Regions from separate parts of the Homo sapiens genome. Here regions 2 and 3 are each linked to region 1. Evidence: chromatin loops called from intact Hi-C (ENCODE). Cell type or tissue: Calu3. All regions are shown on one strand. Each heading gives the region's core, and the rest is flanking DNA. Links, peaks and the distances in the headings are about the cores only. Region 1 has its middle 260 kb from the start of FIGN. Region 2 has its middle 330 kb from the start of FIGN. Region 3 overlaps FIGN (fidgetin, microtubule severing factor).

The links. Hi-C counts contacts between places; a loop is a spot of excess contacts. Peaks named below come from ENCODE experiments on the same cell type or tissue, not always from the same donor. Only the 100,000 strongest peaks of a DNase experiment are listed, where the experiment ranks them.
Region 2: a loop joins it to region 1, with 8 times the contacts of the local background. A loop is called at or near these places in 17 of 110 quality-filtered maps.
Region 3: a loop joins it to region 1, with 5 times the contacts of the local background. A loop is called at or near these places in 5 of 110 quality-filtered maps.

What each region holds. Positions count from the first base shown.
Region 1 is chr2:163,468,102-163,476,555 of GRCh38, forward strand. No RefSeq gene overlaps it. Among named protein-coding and RNA genes, the nearest start is that of FIGN, 260 kb to the right of the region's middle. In Calu3, for the core only: a CTCF peak has its summit at 4,067; a DNase peak (open chromatin) is centred at 4,040.
Region 2 is chr2:164,058,192-164,066,645 of GRCh38, forward strand. No RefSeq gene overlaps it. Among named protein-coding and RNA genes, the nearest start is that of FIGN, 330 kb to the left of the region's middle. RefSeq lists a silencer at 2,968-3,262. In Calu3, for the core only: no CTCF peak of the experiment used is centred there; a DNase peak (open chromatin) is centred at 3,150.
Region 3 is chr2:163,608,299-163,616,752 of GRCh38, forward strand. FIGN (fidgetin, microtubule severing factor) reads right to left here. Exons shown (of 3, transcript NM_018086.4): 3 at 1-3,508. The coding sequence ends at 1,254. Among named protein-coding and RNA genes, the nearest start is that of FIGN, 120 kb to the right of the region's middle. In Calu3, for the core only: no CTCF peak of the experiment used is centred there; a DNase peak (open chromatin) is centred at 3,103.

The DNA.
Region 1 (8,454 bases), core at 123-8,122:
ACATTGATATAAATTTTAGGGTGTATAAGGGTTAGAAGAAAAAGTGAAAAAAGTCCAGATATTTTTACAAACAAATATCCTCCAAAATCCACAGGCATATGTTTAAAATAGAAAGATAAAAATCACTTCTTTGTAAAGTATAATGCAAAACTTATAATGCACTTATATTTTTAGTACTCTTTATGGTGTTAAGATTACAAAGAAGTGACTCTCTCTTGTTTTAGGACTGAGTCATCCCTGACATTTACATATTATAAACACAATATTTGAATTTCCCTTTTTAAAAAAATATTATATTAGCTATACTAAGTTAATATACTTTTTTCCATTGAACTTACAGAGCTCATGGGCGTTCACTTAAACTAAACTGACATAGGGAAGATACATTTTAAAAAATCAAAGCTCTCTAGTATGACTGCTTAAAAGAACAATTATGATATACAAGCAATATGAATACTAGGTTTTGCTTACAAAGATAGTTACCTGCCTTCATTTTCTATTAATTTCCATCAGGGCACTACCAAAATATTACCTGGCAAAATTAAAATGAAAACCGTATGTTGATGAGGGAAAACATATAATGGCATAGCACATTTCAACGTTCAGTGAAAGAGTTAACACTGAAAGCTTCTCCAAAGAGAAAGAAGATATATTGATTCAAATGTATATTAGAATATGTTGTTCAATGTCATTTGCCAAATGTTTCAATTTTTAAATAATCACTTACGTTAAATAAATAGAAGCATGCATTCAAACAGTGTGATATGAAATTAATACTTTGTTGTAATTTTAAGAAGAGGGATAAGATTTTCCCCAAAAATGGAATGAAACTTCTGCATAAAAACCAACAATATACTGAAAAATAAACAGTTGCAATTACTTTTTTTCCTACTTAGTAATACAAAGATAAATTGTTCTCTTTGGAAATCAAATATTTTCCTAACCACTGTGTTTCTTTAATTAAACTGTATTCTTTATAGTGATCAAACATAATTAGCAGTAACAAGTATTTAATGAAAACAAACTGCTACTCCCAAACCTTTACTACATGTTTTGTTTAAATCCCACAGATGCTCCAAGGATTACTGTATCTCCGTCACAAGTACAAAAGCATACACCCTCCCCACTCTGCCCACCCCAATTTGCCAGGAGCATTTAAAACAACAATAAAAACAACAAAAACTTCTATAATTCCAAGGACTTTAGTTCACATTCAAATCCTGCTCCTCAGCTCAAGGCATCACTTCCAAAGAAGCTTAACACTTAGCCCTTCAAATATTTTATAGATTTGTTCTTCAGAAATCCCACTTGATATCTTCATATAATAAAGCATTACCCTGGTATCTTTGATTATTAGTAAGTGGTCAAAATAGAAAGAAAAGTGCCCATGCTGGACTCATTGACAGCTAGGTGATACAGCAAGTCTTCTGTAATTAATTGTGAGTGAAAGGGGGTTTGGTTTTGCAGCCTCATAAAACTTTTCCCACATGGCTGAACCCACGGTCAGGAGATGTTAGGCAACATTAACTGCCTGCACATTTCTGCAAGGCTCTAGAGGAACAGCTAGGCACTGGGGCTCCAATCCTGAGAACCCTGGGACATGAGACATCAGCATCTACCTTTCATCTTAGCTGAGATTTGGAGTGGGTTCAGACCACAGAGGCTCCTTAATTCTCACTAATTCATTTGCTTTCCTGATTCACTTGGCTTGGAATAACCTGAGAATGATAATGAACCTGTGAGGGGAGCTCTTAGTCCCTTGCCTTTGAATGTGCTTGGCACGGATCGAGGGCTTTCTCTGAATCTTGCAAGAGGAAAAGAATCTTATTAGCACTGATTGCTAGTCATGAGGTTTCCTCTAAAAATTGCTCATGTGTTTTAACTCTTGCTGCTTTTTGAAAAGTAGAGTAGTGAGGAGGGAAAAAAAGTTGGGCTTTTTAATACAAATAACGTATGTATCTAGAAGCTGGGGTTATATTTTAGGGGTGTGATTTAAACCAAATCCTAGCTGCCAGCTTTTTCTTGGACTCTGAAAAGCAATCTCAGTGTTTCTCACTGTTTTCTACAACTGATGCTAAGTTCCTTTTCATTTCCTGTAGATAAACACATTCTTGCACTAGAGAGATGGGGTTTTTCAAAAGAGCATCCAAATCCTCTTTTTTTTTAAAAAAAAAAAATCGTTTTCAGACTTAATGTACCGCAGGAGTTGTCAAGTTCACATACATTTCTTGTGGTTTTGGAATTCTGTTGAATTGGCACTTTTGCTTTTACAATTAGTGTGTTGTGGACCTTTAGCTTCTACCTAGGTAAGAATTTGTGCTTGAGATGAAAAAGTCAATAAATGAACTGGGCAAAGTGGTGTATCTTAGTGAAGCAATAAAAAGGGCAATTTGGGTCTACTGGTCTAGCTGAAGGTGGTCATTCTTTAGATTTTGAGATACTAAACTACTGACCAAATTATTCTCTTGTTCAGTTGTAACTGTGATTTCACATGTACAGTTGCACAGACCCTCCTGTGCACATGCTAACTGAGGTTATATGCAGCAGCTGCAATGAAATAGATGCACCAAGGGGGAGCAGGAGGCTTGACTCAAGAATTAGAAAGGGACTTCAGTGGCAAGGCAAAACGATAACACATTCTGGTACTTTACAAAAGGTACATGACCTCTGATGTCATGTGCTTATCCACCATTTGGGGACTCTCTTATCAAGATTTAAAATTTCCTCCACAATCTGAGTGACCAGAGCAACCCATGACATCCATCTGTAATGTTAGTAAATTTGTAGTATAGGTACTGGGGCACCAACCTAAGCCATAAGTCATCACCTCATTTTGAGCATACAGAATACCTGAATGCTAAAGCAGGAGAGATCTTTAGAGTTCATCCAGTCCAACTCATGGGGATTTTAAAGATGACAAAATTGAGAGCCAGTAAGTTTGGGAGATTTGTCCAAGGTCAAACAGCTGTTTAATGATAGAACTGTGAAGAGAACTCAGTATTCGTATTTGAAGTTCAGTGCTCTATCTGAGACAATGCACAAAGAGTGCTAGAATTTCCATACAAACTGGTTTGACATTGCAATGTACATGTTCAAGGGTTTAATGCTAATGGAAAGTATTTCAAGAGGTAATCTGTCTTTTCAAACCTTACCACTGGTCCTCTCTATTGACTTTCTATGGCCTCACACCATTACCTGTTTCAACTTTTACTTTTTCCAAGGACACCCCTTTTTATTTCTTCCCAGCCAGAGAATGTTTCCACTAATTAAATAAGTGGACATCAGGGATCACATTTTCACTTATTTCCCTTTCTCCATAATCTCACACTATTCCCCTCTGCTCTCTTTCTTCAGCACTGGGGCTATCCTTATTTCTGGGCAGCACTTGGCAAATGTTTACTAGAGTAACAGTTTATTTACAATTTATTTCTAATTCTATGAAATCACTAGTTGGTGTAATTTCACAACATCTGTGGATATGCAATTTGAGAAATATTTATGAAAAACACATCAATGCTTTCATCCTGGGGGCATGGTCATTTCAAACAACATAGACCAGTGAATAAAAACGGCTTTGGGAGCTGACAAATCTGAGCTGAAATCCTGAGCCCCAATACTTACTATGATCTTAAGCAAGGTATTTAACCTCCCTAAATCTCAATTTTCTTTTTTATAATACATGAGGCTTCAAAGTCTTGCCACAATGCTTGGCATATAGTAGACTCTCAATAAATGTTAGCTATTATTGTTATCATTATTATTATTACTATTATTAGCGACATTGTTTTCCTATTAATATAAATAATAAAAGATCCATTTATGAAGCATTGTAAAGCTCAAGTAACTGTGGATTAAATGGACTTGAGGGCTCTCCTGGAGTAAAAGGTGAGATATAGAGGTGAAATTCTACTTCAAGCATTCCAGCTTGAGAACTTGAAAGTGATGACAATACTTGTCACACCCTAAAAGGGGGAATCTTGGAAGCAGATTTCAATGAAGTGGCTTTGATAATTGTGGATTTGTGTCAGGTGAGGGCAACAGAGAGCTATCCAGGCAGACAACACTGGAGGCCTGAAAAACCACGAACTTGGTTATCAATCCCCATGGGAAGGAGGGAAGCCAGTTTGAACTGAGGAGAGAAATTAGAACTCAGAGTCTCCACTGGGCCCAGAAGAAGGTCAAAGGTAGAAGCCAGGATGACTTCAATTCACCAAGCAAGAAAAAGGAGGAAAGCTGAGTAGAACTAGAATGGAGTTGGGACAGATAACAGCAGCCACAACTATTGAGATCCCTCAGAAAGCAGCGTCCATAATAACTCTTTGTGATGCAGCAATTCAGAGCTTCCCAACTGAACCCAGACAGCTGTCACTGGCCTTTGTGAAGGCCATGTTGACTCTGGTCTTTAATATTTACAACTGAGGTAGCAGTAGAAGCATCCAGTACAAATAACCAACCGAAAGAAAAGATGATCAAGCTTAGCAGAAAATTCAGGAAACTATTGAGGAAAGCCAAGGAAACTACCATCTATTGAGCACCCACTATGCATTTTGCAGTCTCACTTAATCCTGTCTATCCTATGCACTAGGCATTATTACTTCTACTTTGCAATGAGAAAAATGAGGTTATGAGAAATTTAAAAAATGTATCCAAGATCACATAGCTCATAAATGGAAGGACCAGGTAGAATTAGAATGAATATCTGTCTGATATCAAAGCTCTTCCCATCCATTCCTGCCACTCAGTATTAAAGCCATGAGAATGCATGAGTACTCTGAAGGACCAAACACACACACACACACACACACACACACACACACACACAAAAGAGTCAAAGGAGTCAAGTAAGTGTTTAATGCAAGAGTAATTTCAGGAATTAGGACTGATAACACACTTCTGGATTTGGCAATTAGGAAGACACTAGTGACCTTGGGGAAACAAGTTCCTGTAAAATGATGAGGATGGAAACTGAAAGCCGGACTGTCAGTGAGGAGTGGTAAGGGGATGGTGGCTAGAATTGTAAATCGCTCTTTGGGGAAACTTGGCAGTAAAGGAGTAGTAACTCTAAGAGTACCACAGCTAGAGACATTTTTTTCTTTTGTAATGGAAGACATGAAAATATTTGTGGGCAGTGATGATGGAGCCACTAGAAATCAGTGTACATTCGAAAGAAACAGGGCATTATTCCAAAGCACAGTTATGTAGGAGGGAAAGAAAAGATAGCTAAAAATATATAGACTTATTTGAGTTGGTAAGAATAATACAAGTGTAGAGATATTTGGAAGTTAGAGTGTGACAGGAAATAAAACTTGGGTCAGATAGCTTTGATCAATCAAGTAGGAGACAGAAGTATCTGCTGTGAATGAAATGTCTCAAAGTGGATCTTCAAGTGATAAATAAGTGAATGAATGAGTAAGTGACACAAGAGAAAATCTAGTGGCATGCATTGGTTAGTGTCAGAGAGAAGCAACATAGCAAATAGACAGAATTTCATCATTAAGTGAATTTGGAGTTCTGCACAATCCCAGTATGTGGTGAAAGTTGATGGGCCAGAGCTGTTATAAACTGACCCTTCCAGGTCTATCACAGCCCACCTAGAAAATGAATCCTACTGTAGCCCCTGTGGGAAACAGATATGCTAATTATATAAGCAACATCAGTCTTTTGAGTTTCTCAGCAGTGATATTTACTAGTTTGCATTGAAATCAGGACAGCTAAAAACTGTCCATAACTGCCTTCTTCTACCATATGCACAGTAAAATGGCTGGTACATCACTTCCATAGGCAGAATACAGCAGACTTCATCTTTGTGCCTAAACTCCCCTGCTAAAACAAAAGCCTGTTCGTAAATCCTAATTTTTTAGGAAAAAAAATAATGTGTTGCAGGACTCACACTGTAAGCATTTAAAACATCTTGACAGGAATGAATATTATGTGTGATAATTTCCTTTAGGGGTTGGAAAACCTGTATAAGGTATAAGCTTGGGAATCAAAAAGATGAGATAGTGTGGGTAGAGTGGGGGTGGGCATCTGTTATCTTTTTCTTTCATCTTTAAAAATCTATGGCAAATTAACCTCCCTTTATTGGTGGAGTATTATCTAACAACTCAGTCAACATTTAAAGTACATACTTGAACAAGGTAAGAACAGAAAAATACCTTTTATCAGTCTATAACATTAAGTTGCTGGAATTCTAAAATTCAAATTCAACTTTAAGGAAAAATCACTTTTTTCTCAGCATTGATGCCACTTATTCTGATGCAATTTGTGTTTCATAAGGTTCTGTTAGCCTGGAATTCTAGAGGCATTCATGAATTCAGAATTTGTTACAAATCCCTCTATAGAGGCACATGTTGATTTAGGAAGTGTCCACATGACAGTAAAACAACCAATCAATTCAGTGAAAAAAAAATCAATTGATTCAATAAAAACATCAAACAGGCTGTTTGCTGTCATGAAGATCAAACTACTGTTTGACAGAACTTTTACGTTTTAATCAATGGTATTGATGTCCGTAAACACTGTCTTAAGTTTACCAGCCCATGTTCATCGTACAAAAGGGGACCAAGTTGCTAATCGTTAAGTAATTTCACCAAGAGAGTACATAGGAAAACTTAAATTTCAAGGCCAAAATTTCAACTTCTACTTTGTAGCTCTTTCCATGTCTAATTTCTTTCTTAGTGATCTCCCTCCAAAAGAAATTTGTTTTGTAATGTGGTGCCATTACAATACAATATACCTCAAGCAAAATTGCCATCATGCTGAGAAGCATCTTCTGTGTTTACCCCTAAAACAAAGGTGGTAGATTTTAGCCTTCCTTTCTTTATATGCACCATTCATCTTTCTTGGCTGATATTTCTGGAATTTGTAACATATCCATCATTATCTAACTGCCAACTGCTTTCACAGGAGCTGTTGCTTTAAGCTCATTATTTCTTCCCATTGGAGAATCTGCAGAGCTTCTTTCTACAACTCACAGCAGCCAGCATGGTACGTGTGTACAGATGAATGGTCAGGTTTGTCCTTCAGAGTCCCTTTGTACCCAGCTTTGCCCCAGAACTGCAGCGTGTAATGAGCAGCAAATGCATACTCATGTGCCTTAAAAGTGTACAGTGAAAACTGTAAAAAAAAATGCCAAAATAAAGACCACATTCGTAAATAAGCTGTTAGCATAACCACATAGTTCCGTAGAGTTTCCTATTTACCTAAGAGTTTGGGGATTATCATGACTCTCCTATAATTAGTTTCCTCAAAACTTCCTTGTAGTCAAGCAGGGTTGATTGGGCAGCTGTCTTTCAAGAAGAGTTACAAGAGCTACACTTTGGGAGATTTCAAACTAAATCTGAGAGTGGATGATGAAAGCACCAACATGCAGATTGTGAGGAAAGTAAGCGAAGACTCTATGAATGCTATTAGTTTAAAGGGCTGTGCAAGTGTATCCACAAGGTACTGAGTTACAATCAGAGAAAAAGATGTGTGTCCCATGTCTCTTTCTATAACTCATTATTTAACAACCCAAGTTAACAGGCATAGATGCTCCAGAGTTACTGAATGCAATTTTCAGAATTTTAAAGATTGACCGTTACTTGGAAATATTGAAAATGTGAAATTTACCATCTCTGCACTGATCTCGAGAGTCTATTTTGGGACATGAGATAATGGGGAGTGGATCTACAAATAATTGCTAGGTAACCAAAATAAAGCTTTTTTCTTTTCTCTCTTTTTCCTTTAATATAGGTCAAAGTGAACACACATAACACTCCACCACGATCAGACCCGGTTTTGCGCATTATGTACTGTTATTGTTTTTGTTAAAGCAAAGAAAAGCCAGGAGGATTAGTTATCTCAGCTGTAGATATCTGAGTTACAGAAACACAGCTGGAAAGTCATGGTTTCCACCCCTTCCACAGTCTTTCCTATGGCTAAAATCAGCATGGCTCCTTTGAGATCTAAAAGACAAAGATGTATTGTCACTGACTCCTGCATGCTAACACTCAAGTGTGCCACCTTTAGTGATCTAGAGTCATTTTGGATATTCAGGTATTGATAACAATTATTTATACTCACATGAATGGATTAAAATCATTGTTGTCATGAGAAATATGACTTATTGCCATATTATTTTAGAAAGAATATAAAGAAATCTAACATAAAATAAACAAAGGCATCGAACCCTATGCCATAGGACATTAAAGCGTCAGAGAGGACAATCAGAAAATAACTATTTTTAAGCTCCCAGCAGGAGCATATGCTGCCACTGCTAATGGTTATATACATCTCAGAATTGAAAGATGGAAGCTGCTCTAATATTTTAGATTTTGTCACAATATATCATTCTATTTTAAAAATAGATCAGTGGAAGATGCTTTTCCTTTGAAGATATTTCTGTGCTGCTTTATACGCAAATTTTTTTGTGGATTCTATTTATCCTTTGACCAATTCTTTTCAAGTCTAAAA
Region 2 (8,454 bases), core at 149-8,148, 590 kb after region 1:
TGATGAAGAATTTCAGATTTCAGGCAGTACTAATGCTTTGTTTCTCTATTTGAAAATGAGGGAAAATATCCATTTTTCAGAAAGCCCGAGGTGTTGTGGAAACAAGAGACCCAGACCCTCCACTGCAATGGTACCAGGTAGGTTCTTGGTTTGAAGGAACATCAAAACTATAGAGACATTTTCCAACTATTTTTAGGTCTGCATCCTTAGTTAAGCACTTGAAAGAATTGCACAGAAATATTAGAAATTCATAGACATGTAATTTTTTTTGCTCTTTTCTTGGGGAGGAATCAGAAAAATTTCTATAAATCTGTTCAACTAATCATAGACATATGTCAAGTGATTGAAAGAAATTAGCAGAAGTTTAAAGAAAATATCAAAATATGATCTGTTTGATCACTCCCTTAAGGGAAAATTTTTAATACATTATGAAGACAGACACTTTTTATTAACACAGAGACATGGAAATCAGCAGAATAAATACCTGAATTGATTATTGTAAATGCAGTTTGAAGAAATTTCAAATAGAGAGAGGCACAAACATTTGAAATCCTTTTAATTCAGTGCTTTCAAAAAAATCATAAAGACCAGTCATGTGCAGATTATAGGCAGCTGGTTTTCCTTTTGCTTTACCCTCAAATTCAAGGTGCTTCACCACAATATAGGAGCCTAATCAATATTCATTAACTGCAGAATCAGTTTTTTAAAATCCATCATTTAATTTGTTACATTAGAAGTTATGCAAATTTGTATAATTATGAAGAGATTTAGATTATAGAATTGTGTTTTACTTTGCAAATAGAAAAGCTAAGGCTGATACCAATGGCTGATTTTAGAGTGAGCTGTCTTACTAGTTCAGAATGATTACCTTTGGTTCCTATTCCAAATGATGACCAATCTTAAGACATGAACAGAACTGGTAATTAGGTGGCATACTTCCCCAGAAGATGGCAGCTACAATGCAAGAAAAATGAGGAGTGGGATCTTTACACTGTTTTTGAGATTTAATGATTTTAAAATTAAACACAGAAAAAGTCTTAATCTTATCCAATCTCCAAAGAGATTTTTTTGTTAATGTTGGAGTTGGTTTCTATCTATTGAACAGTTGAATACATATCATCCTTCCGTTTCTGAAACTTAAGCAAATGGACCAAGAGAATTGAGCACATTTAGCCATTCTTTTTTATCAGCCCAACACCCTTAAGCCAAGCACCAGTGGAGCCCAACATCATGGCACATTTCCCCACAATATACTCACACTCAACCACCACCTAGGAGGGAAAAGAGTGTGAGGGTTATTGAGCACTGAGAATTTTTCCAATGAATCACAATTATGTGAACACCTGTGCTAAGTTTGTGCTGATCCTCTGTGAAAATTTGCACAGTGCTCAACAGCCCTGAATATTTCTCATTTATTATCTCAGGTGGGGTGGTCTGCAACTGCACATTAGGTTGCAGTATGAAGCATGTAAGGACACACATCCAAGACCTCATCGAGGACCTTTTCATTCTACCTGCAGGGTACAGCTGTGCCTTTTAACAGGCTAGAGTTCTGCTTCTGAATGTCTGCTCAGAAAACTTAAGGACAAATATAGAAACCCTTCATCTGCAAGTAAAATGATTGTAGAAAATGCAATACATTTACTTACATTTCAAGAGAATCTATCATAGGATTGACATTGGGAAAAAACTAATGATCAATGATATTTTAATGAATATATAGGCTTATAATATGTTAAACTGAAAAGGTGTCAAAACTGTAAAGGATGAGAAAGAACTTTACACATAAACATACATTTTGAACGGCCACTAATCCCTCTTCTTAGGAAGTAAAAATATAGAGTGAAACTGGTCTAGATCCCCAAGAATCGGTAGGTTACTTCACTTTTGAAGTCAATGATTGGTAAGAATTGGAAAACAATTTGTGACCAGAATCCTCAAAATACTTAAAGCTTAGATGTAAGTGGTGAAATTGAGATCAGTGAATAAGCTGGATACAGGGTCAATTGTTGATTCCACAGCAGAAGTTCTGCATGACTCGAACAAGGCTTTCATTGAAACTATTCTCTGTCTTAAGAACTATAAACTACTATGAGGTCTCTGCATGTTAATACAGTATCAAGAATAGAATTTTCTTTGTAGCTCTGTAGACTTAATATTTACCAAAGACTCTTTAGTGAAATATATCTGTTACTTTGAATAATTAAGTTTAGTAGAAGATAAATTTAAGGATATGGATATAAAGACCAGGGACTACTCTGGCAGTATAAAATGTTTTAAAAGTAATACATTGGACTCTGGAACTTCATTCTACCTAACAGCATCATCTGCTTACCAGTAGGAACAAGGCACATAGTATTCTGTGGCAAATGCAATTGTTATTGAAGACAACATTGCAGTATGAGGTAACAGAGGAAATTATGAAAAAGAAATCCTGGAGCTATTGAAAAGTCCTAGGATAAGAATGTCAGTGGGTCCCTAGGTAATGGTTGTTGGTTTGGGGACACAGGAGAAAAGACTAAGGGATCTAGAGGTTTCTGATTTTGCACTGGTGTGTGGTTGGCAGATACAGGAACCCCAAGTGACTAGGCTTTGATTTGCTTTCCTTAAAATTTTTACTCATCCGGTTTCAGTCTCTGTCTCTGGTATTAGGTGAAAAGACATCTTTTTCCCTGCTGCTGAGACTGTATGTAATTAGATGAAAGGAGAAACTAGAGGCTCGGGAAAAGCATTGCTGATTTGTACCTCGGCTTAATTCCAAAGATTCTGCTTGTGAAAATTAACTTTTTCTGCTTCTAGGTCCATGGCACTCGTTTCTAAGAGGAGTTTGAAAGTTAGCTGAGTGTATGAGGAGGAGAAAAAAGGATCAGTAGGTTGGACTAGATCCATATATCACATACTTTCACCAAGAAATTAGATTTATTGGGTTTTATGAGCACCAGGCATATGCTAAGCACTTGATATATTATCTCATTTAATCTTCAGGACAGTATGAAAGAGTAACAGGTCTTATACCACTTTGCAAGATAAGGAAAATGAAGCTTAGAGAGGTTAACTAGCAGTCATGTTAGAGTCAGACTTGAACCCTCGTCTAGCTGATGGCAAAACTCAATTTTAACTACTACACAATACTGCCTCCCAGTGGCTGGAATTTGGTAAGCATTCAGCCAACATCAGCTACTGAGGTGGTGGTGTTTTTCTTAGGGGGAAGCTGGTCTTAAATCCTTTAGGCTTAAGTCTCAAAGGCATATAGAAAGAGGTCTTGCTTATCAGAATTATTAAGATGTCTACTCTCTTACATAAAAATGGCTAGTTCAAGCCAAGCTCCAAGTGTGACTGTAAGCAAACAAATAGATGACTACCTTGTTTATGAAGCATACTTTGAATTAGTTCCTAGTCAAATATAAAAATGCTTGGTGGTCGCTTGAAGCATAATTTGTGCCAACAAAATTCCACCAAGCAAAGAGATTCTGTAGTGTCAACATTTAAAACTTCTATAAATACTTCCTTCAGTTTCCACAAAGTATAAACTAATAAAAAAGAGAAATAAAAAGTCAATAAAGAAAAAAAGTACTTTTTTGGGTAGAAGGCTAAGAGAATGAATGCATGTAATATGTCTTGAAGTGTTAAGAAAATATTTTCTTTAGTTTTTAAGTAGAGTGAAGAAAAAATAATATGTGTGTAAGGAAGGACAAAATTTAGTTGTTCACAGGCTTGGCCTCAGGCAAAATTCTAAAATAGGTATTTTTCATGTACACGTCCCTAGCACACACACACATGCACAAAGTTGTTCTTCAATGCCCTTTTCTCAATGTTCAGTGTTCTCTCTCTTCAACCTCCAAAGCGTTCACTTTTTGGTACCCCCTCGGATTCCCTAATTTCATTCTTTGTTTCGAAATCCCACTGCACAGCTTCTCACAGTATAGACATTTCCTCTCTTCATTCATCATAACATTGCAGTGGACTAGCCCATTTTTTTCAAGATATTGGTAGGTCACTGGTTAGCAATGCCTATGAACAAATTATAATTAAGGTCTTAATGAATGGTAAAAGGCTTAATGTTTTATTTTACCTTGCTGTATTTATTTCATATTATGGACTTTTCTAGATAAAATGCCTCAGATCGAAATAATTAGTTCCAAATGATGGGAATTTCAAACTCTGTGATAGGTTGGTGAGAAAGCGATTTCTGCAAAGCTGTCTTTGCCCCATGTTCCTTGAAATATGTGCCAAAGGTAAATGTTTACTTTACCTATGTATAAGGTTGACCCTAGTGAACAGGTATATTGAAATATTATAATCCCTGAGAAGAAAGGTCACTGATAATGGCATTAATGCTGCCAGTCCTTACTTTCTATTAAATGATACTTCAATATGCAACATTCTACACTTGATCTCTGGTAAATGGATGTTAGTGACCTTGAGTCAACAATCTTTGCCTTCTTTAGACATTGGATAGCACTATAACATTTTAAATTTATAATTGTGTTTACTTTTAAAATGGAGTTTAAAAGTCTTTAAACTGGATAGGTAGAGAAATTGAAATGACGATACAGAAAGTCTGTAAATGGTTGGATGGATATCACATATCACACCATCTATGGCTCAGCAGTAAATGCACTGTGATGGCAGAACCATGAGGGTATATCACATTAATGCATAATTCAAGGTCTTTAAGTATCTGTGAGTCGTTGACAAGATACATTGCCACGTGTTTTACAATCCACCATGTCAATTCATTGTCTTTATAACGTTAAATGAATGTGGGCTATAGGCTTTAAAAGTTTCTGGACCAGCTTCTTCATTATGAAGAAGGTATTGTTTCTGTCCACTTGTGCTGTGTGGAACATTTAAGAAGCTTCCTACCTTCCCCTAACTTTTCTCCCCAACTATGGCCAGCAACATTATGGTCTCTCCACATATATGCCCCCCTCTTTTTTTTTTGAGACGAGTTCTCACTCTGTCACCCAGACTGGAGTGCAGTGGCAGGATCAGGACTCACTGCAGCCTCAGCCTCCCAGACTCAAGTGATCTCTCCCGCCTCAGCCACCTCAATAGCTAGGACTACAGGCATGTGCCACCACACGGGGCTAATATTTGGTATTGTGAGTAGAGACGGTGTTTCACTCTGTTGCCCAGGCAGCTCTCAAACTCCTGGAGTCAAGTGATCCACCCACCTCGGCCTTCCAAAATGTTAGGATTATAGGCCTGAGCCACACCCAGCCCCACATTTATACTTATCACAATTGCCAAAGGACAAATTCTTCCACGGAGAGGTGTGAATTACTAGAAAGGTTGGTTGTGTTGTCATTCATGTTTTGTAACATTTTAAAATGTGGTTTTAAGCAACAAAAACTTTTTTTAGTAGCAAAGAACATCACAGACTATAAAGGAAATGATTATTCTGCTTTATCTGCTAAATTGCATGACATGGCGGCCTTGTTCTCAGTTGGACAATGCATCCATGAATTGTATCATATTCATGTTCATGATGGAAGCCTATATAGTAATTAAAATAAATTAACCAATTCTAAATGCATGAACATGGATAAGTCTTGAAAACATAATGGTGAGTGAAAAAGCAAGTATCTGATATATGCCATTTATGTACATTTAAAATTATAGAACAATGTAACATTATTTATGGATACATACATATGTAGTAAACATACACAAACGTGGATGTGAAAGCTACAAACCAATTTTGACACAGTGGCTCTTACCTTTGGCAGGAAGTGGGGATGATAATTAAAGGGGGTCATGACATCACTTTTGGGTACACAGTGGTCTTCAATTCCCTTTGTATTATTTTGTTAGGAAGAAAGGCATGAAGCAAACATGTAAAATTTTATAATTCACTTACAGTTATTAAATCATAGTGAATACACGAGTGCCTATTATTCCCTGTACTTTACACTTTTGAAATATTTTATTATAATAATAATGAATTGGTAAAATAAACTTCAAGTTTAAGATGGGAATTGACTAGTAATTTTTAGTACTGTCTCTTCCAAATTTTCACTAAAATTCCCAAGGAGACATGAGAAAATGTGGAAAGCCACAATTTAAACTAGGGCAAACCAACAAGGCTAACTCTAGAATCCAGGAGGAACTGATTCATAGTAAAAGTCTAATAGAGCAGGAAGGAGAAAAACCTGTTCAGTTTTCAGGTAATAGCATCTACCGGCTTTACTTCCTGGGAACAAGAAGTGTGTATGTGTCGTAGTGGGGGATGTGCGTGGAGAATCCCAAAACAAAACTTTTGAAGGGTAAAGTGAACAATGCACATTGGAATATTTTGGAAAATATAAAAAGGGAGAAAGTAGGAAAGCAGAACCCATGATTCTCACGTGCAAAGCCAGCCAGTCCTATTTCCAACCTCAGAGCTACTGTGGCTTTTGACAGTAGGGAAAGGAGATGTTCAATGATACTTCTTTGATTGTACAATGAGGTGTTCAGCCACTGGGGAACCCTCATTTCATGTCCCCCTTCAACCGCACAGCTCAAAAGCCACTTGGAATATATATATTTTATATATATATATATATATTATATATATATATATTTTATATATATATATATTTTATATATATATATATATATATATATATATATATATATGATAGGACATTTTCTTTTTCCACATGAAATGTTTTCCTGAATCTCTTTATTGCCTATTCCTTTCTTAACTTTAGTTCCCTATAGAAACATTCAGTGTCTGGAGAATAAAAAGGAGAGAAAAAAAGAAGCTTTTTTTAAATTAAAAGAAAAATACTAAAGCATGTCATAGCATTGTTGGAAAGAACTAAAATTATATTTTGGTGTTTTCTGTTTAAATGAAGTGACTTGATTTGCATGAAGTGACATTTGTAGGGATAAATACAATACAAAAAATGAATTTCTGGATTTAGAACTTCTTCCTCTACTTTTATACTAAGATTTTTTTTTTTTATGATCAGGTCATATATTCCTCAAAAAAAAATGGTTTTAAAGGAAACTCTGGTCCACCTTTATCTCTAATGGCCCGGTTGGGAGTTGCTATAATAATCCTTTTGCTTTTATGTGGCCATCTGGAGGCCTATTAAAAGGAGTATCTAAAACAGACTCCCCAAGTGTGCTGAGTTTGTACATTTTCACCAAGTCACCAAAACAGGAGCATTTTTCCGACTGCAGGGAGAAGTGACCCTTTACAGAGAGGGGTGGAGTTGGGGGGGAAAGAGAGAGAAGAGACACAGCACCAGCAAGAGGCACAACTTGACCTTTCACTCTTGCCATTGTGAACAAGTAGTAAGAATAGTGGTTGATTCTGGTGCATGCGTTTTAAGGGTACAAAGATCTACAGCAAGGTTTCTTTACACCTCTGGGGCTCTGTGATGAGATGGAAGAGGTTAGGGAACGTGGGAACGGGCAACATTGAGAATTTAATGAAGCATCATTTTTCAACTGGATAATATTCTGTTTTGATTTGTGTGGAAAGCAAATATGAAATATTGAAATAATATTTCAAGTTCCCAGTTTTGTGGCACAAATAGACATACAGAATATTCTTGCCTTTCTGAAAACTACACCTTTCATCAAAAGTATAATCCAACAGAGTTTAGGACATAAAGGGGAGGTAGTGGAATGGAATTATATAAAAGTTGGCATTTGTCTTTAGTAGATTATTAAAATCGCTGTGGTAAGAAATCTGCTCATAAAGACAGAACAAGTTCATAGGGGCTGGATATCATTTGTCCAAAATAGAGTCTTTTCTCTACACTCATTAACTATCTCGCCCAGTAATGTGGTTGTAATCCTATTAAACCTGATACATCAAAAATTAAAAAAAAATTTAGTTGCTGTCTCAAACTGCACTACAACTCAGATCTAGGACCAAATAAGATGCATTAATTGCTTTACTGCTTCACTGCAAAGCCACTCTTAAAACATAATTCCTTAATGAAGTCCGTTAATTTGTTCATGGCAGTACACAAGCTGTTCAAAATGACACAGAATTGCACTCTGTTTTCTAACCCCTGCAGTTTCTTCTGTTAGTCACTCTGTCTTGTGTTGTTATCCCATGGATAGTAATTATTTTATAGTGGCTGTAATTAGGAGAGAATTAGGCTTGGTAAACAAAACCTGCCTTCTCCTGTTAATAGCTAAGGATAATAAATTTGGCTCTGACATTCACTATATTTGGACAAGGCTTGGCCTACTTCCAGTTTTCCCAATAAGAACTTTATTACATAATTATGCCTTGGAGGGGCTTATATTACAAGGTAATTTTTTTTTGTAAAGACACATATTGCATGGCTTCTAGCCAGTAAATGATATACTGTAATATATGCCTCCAATAAATGTTTTAAACAAAATCTCTCTAAGCAATATTCTGCTAGAGCTACACACTGCTCTTCAGCATATATTATTTACAGGGTTTGTTTGTTGAGTTTTTCATAATGTAATTTTTTTGCC
Region 3 (8,454 bases), core at 1-8,000, 140 kb after region 1:
GTTTTTATTTATTTGTGTATTTGTTTTGGTTGCTATCCTCTGCATTCTATCAAACAGCACGGCAAGTCTATAAGCTAGATTAGTGAATAGAATGACACCATTCCCAGCAGTTTTAAGAGATAACTTGCAAACTACCACCACCATCACCACCACTACCACCTATGCAATAAAAAGGCAGTCATAGTTTTTAGGTACTGTGACTTTCAGGGTCCTAAACAGGTCTTGTGGCTGACAGGTCTAGACACTAACACAAACTGAATAAGTAGCTTTCAATTAACCAGTGTACCTTTTAAGAACATTTTCACTTAATTATCAAGGAGCAATGTACTAAGAACTCTTGCAGTTATTGACATAAAGAATTATTCTGCTCTGGTTAATTCCCCATAATTAGTAAAAGAACTTAAAAAAATCCTTCCATTTCTACTTTAAACTGTAAATATTCAGTTGTATCACACTTCAGTATTTTTCTGGATACATTCAAAGTAATTTTCCTTGCTATTTTCCAATTGTTGAGGTAAACATACATTTTAATATAAAGTAACATTGAAGCCTATCCTATTACTCTCAGCAGTACATAGTGCTTTCAACACATTCCTTTGAGGTACTGTACAAATCACAATCACTTTCCTGAGTTTTTGCAGACAAGAACATTAAAAGAAATGAACTGCAGAAATTAAGGTCCAGATTACCGTTACCCTGTTTTACCTGTTCTTAGCTTAATACTGCAGAACAGACAGGATTGAGGAATACTGTTGCTCTTAAAATGGCAAAAATCTGGTTTTCTGTCATAACACAACTGTTCATCTCTTTAGTCCAATAATGTTTGAAGTTAAAGCTCTTTATATTAGCACATGCCACCAATGTAATTGTGAGGCAAACAAAAAATAAAGCACCACTCCAGGCACTTGACAGCAACTAAATCTCGAGAACAGCAGAATGGAATCAACACACGAGGTTCATGTCCTTCTGAAATCAACACACTTGCACCTTGCTCCTTGGTGAGTGTTGTCTAGCTTGAACAGAACTGAGCATCCACATATGCTTTCTGTCATCTGGGGCTTTCAAATCAGAAGCTCTCATTTGATGCACTTTTCCTCCAAATCTACCCTGACTCTAAAGATGCAACTTAATCGTCATCTTCCCCAGTACCCTTTGCAATTTAAACTCTACTGGAAAGGGGCTCTATTCCCTATGTAGCAGGTTTTATGTGTGTGTGCCAACATTCATTACATTTTTTTTTTCTAAAGAAGTTATCACTGACTGCAACCAAACATTTTGTTCCATTCAACATACATATCAAGCTCCTTTTGAGATATGCTAGGCTGAATCTTGCAGAAAGCATTTTCAAAGTCTTGATATGTAACGGGCCTCAACTGGCTGGGCATAATGGCTGAAAGGTCTGTGGCTGGCATGGCATGGAGGGGGCCCACCACTGCTTCCTGACACAAATGAGCCACATCTAGTCCAGAAAAGCCTTCTGTGCGCTGGACGAGCAGTGCAAACTCCTTGTCATTGAGACAGTAATTGTGCTGTGAGAGCAGTTGTACTATTATCTGGTGCCTCGCTGTGCTGTCAGGAAGTGGGATTAAAAGTCGTTTCATGAAGTACCTCCGAAGGGATTCATCTATTTCTTCTGGTTTACTGGTGGCACAAATTACTACGATTTGGTCCTCAGCCGAAGTTAGTACAGTGTCCAGTTGCATCAGAAATTCGGTTCTCATCCGACTGACTGGACTATGTTCCTCATTCACTTGAGAGGAGAGAAGCATGTCAATGTCACTAACAAAAATCACCGAGGGCTGGCGACACCTGGCCACAAGAAAAGAGGCATGGATAATTTTCTCTGCTTCTCCTAACCACTTGGCGACTAGTCCAGAACCGGCAATTTTGAAAAATGTGGCCCCCAGCTGACTAGCGATGCATCTGCCCAATAATGTTTTGCCTGTCCCCCGAGGTCCAAATAAAAGGATGCTCCGAGGTAAGGCCGTCAGTCCACTGAACGCGTCTGACCTCAACACTGGCCATAAAACCTCCTCTTTAATGACAGCCTTCACCAGGTCGAGACCAGCAATGTCATTCCAGTCCACTGGAGGTCCTTGGGTGATAATCTCATTGGTTACCAGGTCGATGAGGTGCGTGTCAGTATTCTTCAGTTGCTCGTCCACAGAGTGGTTGGATGAGGTAGCTGCACGGAGTCCAGGGCCTTGCATTGGGTGAGAGAGGAGCTGCCTGTGCTCGTCCCCATGCTCACTCATTACTGGCGATGTGTACTTCCCAAAGGATTCACTGGATCTTGATCCCAATGAATTTTTAGCAGTACTGTAGGAAGGAGGGGTCAGAGCCCTACTGGACTGGCTGCTGAATTTCCTTTGCTGTTCAGAGGACATTAGCTGCTTCGTTGGCTTAAATGCTAAGGATGATGTTTCAGCACTTCTGTCAAAGCCATTCCCCCGATTTGTGTTTGAAATGCTGTTGTCGGGCATTCTGTACATAGGACTCTGTGTAGATCTCTGTTGGCCATAGCTGTAATTTCCATAACTGGAGTCCATATCTCCTTGCCCTGCCATGTAGAAAGCTTTCCTTTTGAGAGAACTTGCTGAACTGTTTGTCAGAGCCGACGGTGCAATAGGTGTCAAACCATGGCCCTGGTAGGTGTAGCCAGGAACAGTGGTGGGGGGTAGGGGGGTGGGAGCAGGAATTCCTGAAGGCAGGTACGCTGAAGGCGGAGGCGGTGCCCCCCCAGGGCTGTACCCAGACCCCACAGCAGTCTGAGGAGGATAGCTAGCAGACGGATAGCTGTAACTGGAGAGGTTAGAAGTCCCATTGTAGCCTGGGACCAAGGCTGGTGGCGGAGGAGGTGGTGGTGGGGGCTGTAGTAGCCCAGAGCTATGCAAAGGAGACGGATGAGGTGAAGGAAGTGCAGGTGCTGGCTGGCTACTATAAGTAGAATGCAAATATGATCCGTTGTATCCTGGGGCATATTCCTGAGATGGGAGCCCTGCATGAAGACTGGGTACAGTGTGGCTTCCACAGGTACTACTTGAATAACTAGGTTCTGTCAGGTTGCTGGCTACCCCAGGAGAGCTTCCTATACTCGCAGAGACATCTGCTGGAGGGAGGGCTGAACTGACTCCAGCTTTGCTGGCAGTGATAACATCCGGAACACAGTTCATGGGATAAACAGCTTCTGAATTCAAGGAAGGCTGCCAGGGTTCACTTTCATTTTTCCGACCGTTCACTAGTCCTGATGGTGTGTCCGAATAGTTGCTGAGTACGGGTCGGTCCACAGGACCTTCCAAAATGCCGGAATACTTCTCTGCATATTTTTTTAGTAGGTTGGATGCAGTCAGAGCAGATATGTCATCATTCGCCCAGGCGTACTGATAGGTGCGCTGCAGATGACCTCTGTAGGCTTCAACTTTGTGGGCAGGAGACCGAGTGGTTGAGGTGATGTCAAAGTGCTGTTCTGGCCACTGGGCATGCTCTGGCGTCCACTGCATCTTCAAGCCTAAGAATTTTGGGGGGAAAAGAGTTAATTTACTTAAATAGGCATCAGAACTCTTAAAGCTTTTCCCCCAATTTCTTTTGTTACCTATTATTTTCCATTAATGATATGCATACTTTAAAAGATCTACACTGTTTATAATACCTATTATGATCCCTATAATAAGTACTCTTTAAAATGGACTAAACTTCAGCCCTGTTTAAAAAGCACACTGAGTTTAAAATATAACTCTGTAGTTACCTATATTTTTTGCATTTGTAAGGAATAAGTAAATCTATTTCTGTCAAGCCCATCAGCTTACCTACTATACGCACATACACAATCACATATATATGTACACACACATTCCTGTCAAATTAGAATTCAATCATAGGTTCTTAAAATAAGCAGACATTTTAAATATCTTGCACATGGCAGTATTAACATGTACAATATCTAGCTATTCTGTCTGTTCACATCACAGTTTGTTTTACATTTTAAGCAATATAAAAATGAGACACAGCTGACAGATCACATCTAGGATACCTCTCTTATTTGGTACTGAACACCTAGTTAGCACAGTATAATGCTCCCTGCGCAGAACAATATGACACAGACATAGCAGGTCATTCCATAATCCAACTCTCATCTAAAGTGGTCCACGACAGTTTCAAATCTGCTTCGTGGAGTGCAGCAAAGCAATCTCCCAGGCAGCGCTCCATCGCTTTCATCGCACAAAGCCTACAACTCGGTATGAATTACAACTGGCTCCTTTCTGCCTCTCAGTTCTGTTGTTGAGTCTCTGAAAAAAAAAACAAGCATCACTTGTCTGTCGGTCTTCTAGCGTTCTCCCTCCTTCTCTTATAATCCCTCCTCCCCTTACAGCCTGCAAGGTACTAAGAGGGGAGAATGTGTGTGTGTGTGTGTGTGTGTGTGTATTTATACACATCCTGTCTTATACATCTTCATATATATATATATATATATTATATATGAGAGAGAAAGAGAGAGAGAGAGAGAGAAAGGAAACTGAGGGGAAAGGGAAGATAAGAATGGAGAGAGATTCTGGATTCTAACTCTTTCAATTTCTATAGGAAACCACGTAGGGCATACGCTAGAGGAGTACAAGTAGATAATGAGATGGTCTGGGTAATTCTATCATCTGCTGGGTTACTAAGTGAAGCAAAGTTGACTATGTAGCAAACTACAAAATGAGCATTTTCTCATTTAAGAAAAAAATACTAAGCAGTCAGAATAATTTGAATTTTAAATTGTAAAGAGACTTTAGAAATTACTTTATTTCACAGATTAGGAAACCAGGGCCCAAAGCGATTTATAATGTACCCTCGAGGTCTCACATACAGTTAGTTACAGAAGAGGACTGGTACCCTGTTCTCCTTTTTCCCATTGCTGGCTCATCTCAGTCTAATCTCTGCTTGGTTTAACACTTCCTATTCTGGTACAGCTATATTAAGCATCTCTCCTTCATCTTTTTTGTATTACCCAAAGTGAATTTTGCAAACTGTCTTGTGCCCTCTGGCAGAGATGCCTTGATAAGGAGGAGGCCTGGTCTACATGAAGCATCTGTGGCATCAACCCCCTTCTGAATTACTACAGTCTATTTTGTCAGTTTCTACCCCCTTCTGTGCTCTTCCTCCAAGCTCTGTGGCTCTTCATTGCCTGACTCTGGCTTCTGACATGGCCGGCTCTGACTTACTGCGATAAACTGAACATAACACACAGTTTGGTAACAGAATGGCATGTTGATTCCCTTCTGACTCCCTCTTCCTTGTTTGCAAAACCACTGCACCAGACACTGGAAGTTAATTAGCAGGATGATGCTGTGCTAATTGTGTTAATTTACAAGGTTTTAGTCAAAGAGAATCATGCCAGGGCTGGCACTGCTGTCATGCTTCCGACTTAATGATTAAGAAATACTGAAAACAAGGTGGGAAGGATTGCAGTAATTACACAATAAATGAATAAAGCAACAGGATTCATTTGCAAATATATTTTACTGCAATTGTACTCATTTGCATTTTGATTTTTAAAAAGGATCCATGTAGATATTCATTTGCAAATCACAACTCAGTTAAATTAAGTCTGAATGCTGCACAGTGTAACTTAATCAACCTAAATATATGTATATACATATTAGTAAAAATTCTAAAGACCTCAGTTCTCTTGTACATGCAACAGATTCTTTCTTCAATTTCCCTCAACTACCCCCAAAATTCATATTTATGTTTTAAAACTTTATATATTATTAAATAATCTCATTGAATGGGAAAATAGTATTATAAAATCCTGATGAAATGCAGCTTGCATCATTTCACTCAGAGAAACTCTGAGGATGAGTTCCAGGGAGAACTAAAGTGGTATTCTTAATTATTTCTGCTTTCTCAATCATTACTTTTTAAGGGGGAGGAAAACACACCGCAAAATGGGTGAAATGACCGAAACCACACTTAAAGGGGAAAAGCTGCAATTTTAATGAAGCAGCATTTCAGGAATCATACTTTCATTAAATTCAACTGGAAATTATTAAGAGCAAATCACCAGGAACCAATCGCAAGTAATCAGTATCTAAATGCTTCTAGTGTCGTGGGATTTACTTCAAGCCTTATAAAAAGGAGAGAATATTAATGTGACTGTAATGTAGAACTGTCTAAGAGACCTACAAATTCATTAGTCCTGTAAATTATTTCTAGGGAATTTCTATTATGGTTCTTTTCTTTAAAATATTATCAAAATACAGAGTAGAGAAAATAAGAACACACATATGCTGTGAGTATAAATGTGATTAGTTTGATACAGAAAAACGTGAAAAAAAAAGTCTTAAAGGGCTCAACAAATAATTTAGAAGTACAGGCAATGGAATTTAGCACAACACACACACATACGTACGCACACATAAGTTAAAGGACGGCTTCCTTTCAGTTTGCTGAGCTAAGCCATTGTTAGCATAAGTTAATAAACATACATAACAAATATTATAAAGAAATATACTTTTTAACTCAAATGAAACTGCTTATTTTTTTAAAAAAACACAGGAGGTGGGAACCCCCCACCTGTATTAGCTTAAGTAATGTTTTCTTGTAAATATATTATTCATACAAGAGATGAAAAAATGATTTTAATAAGTTATAATCACTGTAAAAGACAGTAGTATACAGTTTAAATAGAGTGTCCATTTCATAGGGTATTTTTGCATGGTTTAAGTCTAGCAAAACTAAATTTCGTAAGATTTCTTTTTTACCTGAAATTAAGCAAAGATCATATTTATCAAAATTATCTATTTGGAACAATTACTGGATACACCATTGCCTTTTGATTGTCATGCTATTTTTGGATGTGCTTACAAGATAATTGAAAGATTATTTATTGATGCATAGTAAATAACAATAACCTTTGCAGAGCTGCAAAAGGCAAAATTGTATTTTGTTTAAATACAAGGCAATGGACTTGTTCATATCCCCTGAAACGAGAATTTATCCAGTGCTTTAAAATCATTAATGTTATTTAAAAGCATAAGCTAATCTAACCACAAACTAATTCTTGATATTAGCAGGAGCTGAGGAAATCAGTGTTCAGGAGATTGTCTTGGCCTTCGAAGTACAGAGCCTTTTGGTTGGTTCCTTGAATTTTAACACTAACTGGAAATTGGTAACCAAATTTATTTTTTTGTTGTTATTGTTATTGTGTTTATTGGTGGTGCTATTTCTGATATGAAATGGAACAAAACCACAGAGCCAAATGTTTTCTGAACAACAAAAACATCCTGCTTTGTTTGACTGTATTGCAATTATGTGTGAGTCAGAAGCAATACACCTGTGTCACTTAACTTGGCACTCAAATAATGGGTTGAGTTTTAAAAACAGCTTTTATATGGTTTCTCTTCAGAACATGGAGATGGATCTCAGAAACAATACTATTTTAACATTATTAGAAGCATGACTTTAGAACAATAACTCCTACTGTTGTTTGGAAATAGTTTAAATAGGTACAGTAAAAATTCAGAAAACAGTGGAAAGTAAGAAAAATAGTTTTTAAAGATAATTGAAGAATTGTTGCAAAACATCAATTTTTACTTTTGAAAGGATCAGAAAAATCTTAATACAGCTGGCAAATTTCATCATGCAACGTGTTTTTTGAAAATACACAATCTAATAGAAAATTGCTTTTAAGATAATTTAAGTGTTACATAGGAATGACAGGTACTAGAGTAAAACATCTGAGCATTGTTCTTATTTTATTGTTATGGGATGACTCCATGTATATATAAATGAACAAATCCATATTTCCTATATAACTGGATAGTACGGATAACATTTGCCATTCTTACCATTACTGACCATTTGATAACTTAGGTTTAATTACTAACCAGTTACTGCCTTGTTGCTTTACTTTTTCCATTTTGCTCTTTAACTAGTTTCGAAACAAAACAACTATAGCATCCTCTGAAGTTCTGCCACAGCTATAAAATTTTAAACAGTAATATAGAAAAATGAAGGGTATAAAAGCAACTTTCAAAATGAGAGGAAAATTGGAAATAAAAGGTTAGGTCTTCTAGAATCTGTTTTTAGCATATATTCATAGAAATATCAATGTGAGGCACTCACTACCCAACCCACTCCTTATATACGTGTACTATTCAACAGTTCATCAGGTCTAAAATAGTTACTCCCTTTTACAATGTTCCCATAGGGTAATTTTGGCTGCTAGGGGCTCTGCCTTCATTTGTAGGTTTTCTCAGACTTCCTAAGGGCAGGGACCTGAGGCAAACACCTGCAGGCATGGCAGGTTTGCCTGCTCTAAAACAGATGCATAGCACTCACACAGGCCTGCATGACAACATTACTACACCTATTACATTTCTTTGAGCTATTGCACCTCTGAACCTTTCATTATTTTTTAACATTAAAAAAATTAATATAATATTAGCAAGGGTTTCTCTGAAAAACAATCAC